Linked DNA regions of Mus musculus: region 1 is linked to region 2. Evidence: chromatin contacts called from ENCODE Hi-C data. All regions are on one chromosome and are shown on one strand. The core of a region is the stretch at or near the end of the contact, and the rest is flanking DNA. Distances in the headings are between cores, read along the strand shown. Region 1 holds the start of Basp1 (brain abundant, membrane attached signal protein 1). Region 2 has its middle 5.0 kb from the start of Gm35827.

Region 1 (3,639 bases), core at 981-3,480, 690 kb after region 2:
TTATGAACTTGGTGCTTCGCCATCTTCTTCCCAGCAATGCCAGCGCCTTCTTCCTCCCCCCATCTCAGAGGGGCTTGCCCTTTGGAATCCTTAATGAAACAATAAAGTAGGAATCAAGAGAATTCAGAGAGGCTTAGCCCTCTGAAAAGGTAACCATTTTCTCATGCTGGCTTCCGTAGGCCATCTTGTTCGTTCAAATGCCAAGATGTCTTAATCTGTCCCAGGTGGTATCACCAGGGGCAACACCATCGCTGGTCTGAGACTAATGTTATTTGGTCAAATGCCCCGCAATAAAGATCTGTCAGGCAAACAGCTAATTGGTGCAAACTAAGAAAACCACCATCCCTGCAGTGCGTTACATTTGAACAGAAAGAACAATGGACAGTTCTAGAAAGGAAAATAGCACTGTGTGTTTAAAAATAAATGTATTAAATCCACAATTCCCCCTCCCTTATTTTTTTTTTTTTTTATGATTGAAATCTGTAAAAAAAGAAAAAAAAAATGGGTAAGATGTGAAACCTTGAGGTGGGAGGGGAAACAAGACCGCGACCGAGCCGCGCGGAGGGGGGGGGGGGGTGGCATTTGTGTCCAAAGGTTTTGTGAAACATTTAGGGCAAACGCCTTTGTTCCTGGGCTCCGGAGGGGAGTGGGTGGATGGATGATGGGGAGATCAGATGGGGCTGCCTGGCCCTCCACACCCTGCTCTCCGGCGCATGCGCGAGGCCAAGACAAAGGAATAGGTAATTACAGTCCCGATTCATTCATTTTGCCTGCAGTACCGGAGGTCTGTGAGCCCTTGGTATATTCCCAGGGGTAGGGGTTAATCCACACCCCAGCAGCAGTCCCCTTGATACTCGTGTTTTATTCTAGCCCGCCACGTAAGTGGCCAGTGGTCTCGGCCAAGACAGAGGTGTGTCAGCTCCCGTGCAAAATCCTGAAATCGCACCCATGTGCGCTGTGCTCCTTTGAACAGCGTGAAAATCACTGGGGCAGAGGCCGTCCACCGAGTTCGCTCCAAGGCGGAAACGTCTCGGGGGGAAGCAGATTAGGAACAGGGCCAAGCGTTCGATGAATATTCATGAAAAGAATGCGGTCCCCAGCCACGCATTGTGTGCCATCCGATCCAGGGATTCTGGTTTTTTTTTTTTTTTTTCTTTTAATGGTGTGGGGAAGCGGGAACCAGACGTTGGGTTGTAGCGTTTGAGCTACGGGGGAAAAAATCTACAGAAATCTTGGCTTGCAGAAGGGTTGAGCCCGCTCGGGCCGCGGGCTGTCAGGTTCAAGCCCACACGCCACCCCTCCTTCCCCCAGGCTGGGGCGGCGGTGGAGGCGCGCGGCCCGCTCTCTGAGCGCAAGGCTCAAAAAATAAAATAAAATGCTGGCGACGTCCACAGGTTAGTGGGAAGACAGCTCAGCCGCAGACCAGGCTGGGGGCTTTAATCTGCCCCGGACGTGCACACCGCCTTCCGAACCTCGTGTTCCTCGGTTACCCTAAACCAAGATCCAGGAGTCCCGAGGGCCAAGCCACCCCCGCCCCTTCCGATCTGACCAGATTCCGCGTCTTCTTTCTCCCTCCCCACCCCACCCCACCCCCATCCTCCATCTTCTGTTACTGCGCCCCTCACACCGAGCGCCTTCTCCGTGGCTGTGCGGGTTCCGCTGACAGAAGGCTGGGTTCAGCCCACAGAACCGTGGCCAGTGGTCTCGGTGCTGTCACCAGCGGCTCCCCACCCTCCACCCCCTCCCTCCCGAACTCGGTTCGTCCGCCTCGCCGCCACCCCCTCCAAGTCCCCCACCCTACGAAAGGCCGAAGCTGTCCACCTGGGGGAGAGCATCACCTTGGATTTCCAAATGCGACAGAACCCACATAGAGGAATCCCATGCCCACTGTGTCTACACCCGGCCGCACCCCGGCTGCACCGTTGGAGAACCCTAGGCTTCGGGGTGGGGCGGGGCCCTGGGGAACCGGTGGCCCGGAGTCCGCGGTGGCCTTAGGGACCCACGGCGCGCCTCCTTACCGGCTTTGGGTGCCTGTGGCGGCCCTGGGTGAGCGCGGTGCCTCCAAGGGGCCCGGGTGGCTGGTGTCGTCCGGCCGGGTGGCTGGTCGCTCAGCAAAGGCTCTCTCTCTCCCGGCTCGACGGCGGAGCCCGGAGCGTGGAGCGAGTTGGAGCGCTGCCGCCACCGCCGTCGCCGCTGCCGCTACTGCCGCCGCCGCTGCAGCCTCTGCATTTCTCGATCGCTCCCCCTCCCCTTCCTGCCCAGCGCCCTCCCCCCCGCGCGTCCGCCCGCCCAGCTCCTCCGCTCGCCGACCCCGCCCGCCTCGCGCCCGCCCCTCCTCTCCCAGCCCGCGGCCCGCACCCCTCCCGCTCCTTTCGCGCCCCGCCACCCAGGAGGGGGTCCCCCAACTTCTCTCCACCAGCAGCCACTGCGCCCCGAGACGCCCCGTGATCCAGCGCCCCCCCCCCGTCACCACACCCGCACAGTCACCCCCACCCACTGCTCTCCACATCCAGATCCCTTACCCGCCTCCCCAACAGTCTCTGTCAGCCCCCCTCCTCCTATTCCCTCCTTACACGCCCCTCCATTCCCCCCCCACCCCACCCCCACCCCCACCCCCGGCGGGACTGTCTGTGGATTTCTCTCCTCTCTCTGTCTCGCACACATTTTATTTGAAAGCATTGAATAAGTAGCTCAGGCTCTCGCTCAGACTTAAGGGGCTGATGAACTACGCCCCCGCCGCAACCAGCTTTCTCTGCACCCCAATCCAGCCCCGCTCCAGACGACGGGCTTAGATTCTGCTATCACGTAGGCAGTGAGCCTGGGGAAGATGCGATGCCTCCCTTGAAACCATCAAGACAGATATCCGCTGGTTTTAGGGTGTCCCCCAAGGCAAGCATCTGGGACGCCTCCGGCATATGCTCGCCCTCGGGGCCCGACCAGGAGGCTCCAGCTTTGCAAGGCGCCACCGCCCAGAGCTCAGGTCTGGGTTGGAAGGGTGGGCGGCACCGCCTCAGGGTACGTTCTCCCGACTTCGGAGAGAAAGAAAGGAAGAAATGCACCCTAGGAAAAGGGGCTTCGACTTTTTGTGCCTGTGCTTTCATGGAAGTCACCAGCTCTCGGCTGCTTAAGATGCTACTCAGAAGCGCGCCCAGCCAGGCTGTGGCCATCCGCGCCAAGTCCTCGTGTCCTGGTCGACGAGCACTTTGGGTAGCACCGCGACACACAATAGCCACCACGGTTAGGAGATATGCTCGCTATGCTTACCTGTTGGCAAAAATAAAATGCAAAATAAAAATTTAAATTTGGAAACTAACACATGGTGACATCTTCTAGAACCACAGCTCTTTCTTCAGACAAAAGCCAATTTTACCATCCCGCAAACCCATTGAGCCCTGGAAGTTCCGTTCGCGGCACTTTGGCGCCCTCTGGCTTTATCAGGGTGGCTTGCTTGTTCTGCTTCGTCCTGAAAGAATAGCGGAGGGGGGGGGGAATGGAAATGTATGTTGCCTTCTTGGTTGGATCTCCCCTCATGAGTGAAGCACAGATTTGGGATGAGCTTGCCCTCCACGTCCGGAATAACGAAACACAACTACATTTAGGGAGACGAATGCCAAAGGTAAGTGCTGTCAAAATCGCAGA
Region 2 (3,164 bases), core at 449-2,948:
AAGCCCTTCATATCCAAATGTCCTTGGAATTAGGACTAGAGAAGAAATCCTGCATATTTCACATTTCTTTAAGGTGTTAGTGATATACAGCTACATTTCATTGTCCATAGATCAAACTCTCTCTCCCACCTCCACAAGGAAGACACAGTGTACCAGCTTTGAATACGTGACTAATAAATAATTTCCCCCACTATCCACATACAGTTTTCAATTGGTGAAACTTTTAGTGTGCATTTCCTGGATTTTTAATCCTTGTAATATTTAGAGCATACCTAACATTAATGCTACTTGGTTGAGAAGCAAGGGTTTTAGCAATAAAATTCTATCTTATAGTTTTATTCTTACAAATATTTCTGACATCAGCTGTCTTCACATGGCCTTCCTGTAAGCAGGCATTAAAAAGAACATTGCCTGAAGATATGTCATTGAGGGATGCTCTCAAAGGATTCCACTTCCTGGAAGTAAGACATGGTTGGCAATGACATAATATATAAAGTCCTGGTCCTTAATGGAGTAATAGCTGGAGCTTTGGGAAACCCAGTGAGACCTAAAGGCTGAATGTGTGGGCTAGCCATGAGATAAATAACTACAGTGATGAACAATGTCCAGGAACCATGTGGATGACACAGTAGCTGATAAGGAAAAATACTGCAAAGAGAGTGTTTGATATTGAGAAGGAGAAATTATCTCAATTAGAATATTCTTGAGTTCAATTCTCAAACCTTTATGGTGTATATTAAATGAAATACATTTTAGAGTAAAATGTTTATCTTAAGAGTGAGTACTACCCTTGGTTTCACCAAAAGATATGGTACATATAATAAAAAGATATAACTAAAAATTTTTCTGAGACAAAGTTGGAAGAATTTAAAATAATGCATATAGAGACAGGGAGAAGAGTTCCTCACCCTGGAGTCTGAAACTTCTAGCCAGCTGGAAGTAATAATTCCTGTCCAGTTAATATTTTCATTGGCCATGAAGGGGTGTTACTTACTGGTTTTCTTTCTATAGTCTGCTCATGCTGCTTTTGTATGGAATCTGGGACCACCATCCAAGCGTGGTATCATCTACAATAATCTAGGACCTTTCACATTAAGAAAATACATCACAGGCTTGCCTACAGGGCAATGTGGTAGGGACATTTTCTCAACTCAGGTTCCCTCGTCCCATATTACTCAAGCTGTGTCAACTTGACATACAATTAGACATCATGATGACTTTGGGTAGGGACTCAATTCTTTCTGAAGGCATCACCCGAGAATCTTAAACAAAGCTAGCTGTCAAGTTTGTTTACAGTACAAATATCCTAAAGCTCTTTTTTCCCTGAGAGCTAGCCATTTATCGTTTAGTTTAAAAGTTGCAGGATATTTTTCAGGGACTATCTGGTCATCTTATTTGGGTTTCTAGCTAACCCTTTGAAGATCCTAAGTTGAAATCTCACCTAATTCCTATATACAACAGCAATGATAATAACCTGAGATACATCTCAAGGAGCCCACATGCATACTTTAGTACGTGTCATTTTCAGAGGCCTTCTCTGTCTTAGAGAAGCCCACATCACCATCTTGGGTGTTTCTTCTTTCTTTCTAAGCATCCTTTTTTTCTTAGGCTCCCTGCTGTAATCTTACTAAAATATCCTAAGTAAACCTCTACCCTGTTTTATAAACTGGCTGTTACTGAAATTCTTTTCTGTGTTGAAACCACACTTCCTACTGTGGCCCATGTTGAAGTTTCAAAAAATCACCTTAGATTGATGAACGGGAAAAATGGGAAGCCATGCCTCCCGCCCCTCACCTTTATTCTCCAGAACGAATACAGACATCTTATAATTCTATCTTTTACTGCTTACTGAAAAAATTATCCCTCCTAACTAGATCCTCAACCAATAAATACCACTTTCCAACAAAGTTGAGCATTCATGTTGAAATATAACACAGGAAAGAGTCTGTGCTGGACACCCAAAGCTTAGAAACTTCTCTTCATTTGACCTTGATGAGGTCAAATAAATTTATCTCTTTTGTTCGTTTTTAAATGAAAATATTGGAATAGTTCATCTTCAATGTTCATTCCAAGTCAAAAAAAAATCATAAGCTGGATGGTTGATTTTATTCTCTTTATGAAAAATTTTCTTCCTTGAGCTTACACTTCCCAATCTGTTTTCCACGTGTGTCATCTTCACCACTTGAGCAGCCCTGACTTGAAATACAAGGCCACCCCCAGACAAGCTGTTCCATTCTGCCAAGCTTTCCACTCCCCATGCTGCCTCTAAATGTGCATGTGCTACTTGAATATCCTGAAAAAATATCTATAGCATTCTTGTTTTCAATTAATGTTTAAAAAAAAAACAGTCTACCAACAAACCATATTTATGTAGTATGATATGTGGTAATGTGGACTTCTTTTGGGGAAGGAGGGTTGTTTTGTTATTTGTTGTGTGTTTTGAAACAGCATTGCCCCCCCCCCCAGAGCACAGATTTGTCTTGAGCTAGTGTCTGTCTTCTGCTGAGTTTCCTTGTTGTTGGGATCAGAGGCTGAACGTCTTAAGCGATGAGGCTTTGGAACCTACATTCACTGCGCAACAAAAAACTCAAGACGGTGAGCACACTTTCTGCCTTTAATATTTTTGTTCTTTTTATCTGTGGAAATAACATTTAAACGTGTTTAGTCTAACAATTTAGTAGCTGTAGTTACCCTACTGTGTAGTAGCCTACCAGCACTTCTTCAATTCTAGCTGTGCCATGGTCCCTATTAGCCAACCTACTCCCATCCTCCCTCCCTCTTACCATTACCCTCTTCTCATGACCATTATTGCAGTCTTAGGCTTTGTGTCAGAAGCTTCATAGTTTATATCTAAGAGATGCTATAAAAGGAGAAACTTTGGACGGTAAATGCAAAGGATATATTGGATTTTCATGGCCAAAAATAATCTTTATTTCTAATGACTATTGTGATTCTAGGAATCTTGGTCACAACTTTGTGACTAATGTTGAGGGAATTTGCTGACTCCCAATAAAGAGCTGCCCTGGGCTCTACATGTCAGCATCCCAGTCCTAGACCTAACACCCACATATTCATGGAGATGGCTCTCTGTCATGCTTTGTCCCTTGGATTCCACAGTCAGTCATTTCTCACTTTCTATCATGATTTGGAAAAGGGTCTGTCTT

What was found. Hi-C counts contacts between places; a loop is a spot of excess contacts on that map.
Region 1: a map of left cerebral cortex shows a loop between it and region 2 (11-fold over the local background). The contact joins the promoter of Basp1 here to the enhancer-like site in region 2. A Hi-C loop is called at or near these places in 19 of 37 maps with a recorded cell type or tissue (Patski, adrenal gland, gastrocnemius and 4 more).

The regions. Positions count from the first base shown.
Region 1 is chr15:25,411,534-25,415,172 of GRCm38, forward strand. It overlaps Basp1 (brain abundant, membrane attached signal protein 1), which reads right to left and starts at 2,231. Exons shown (of 2, transcript NM_027395.2): 1 at 2,019-2,231. Gm48957 (predicted gene, 48957) reads left to right here and starts at 2,657. Exons shown (of 4, transcript NR_168943.1): 1 at 2,657-3,616.
Region 2 is chr15:24,718,341-24,721,504 of GRCm38, forward strand. No RefSeq gene overlaps it. Among named protein-coding and RNA genes, the nearest start is that of Gm35827, 5.0 kb to the right of the region's middle. Within about 2 kb of position 1,699, at least 1 of the 3 ENCODE cell types and tissues checked has a DNase peak (open chromatin) inside an H3K27ac peak, as active enhancers do; it is left cerebral cortex, where a contact is called at or near this core.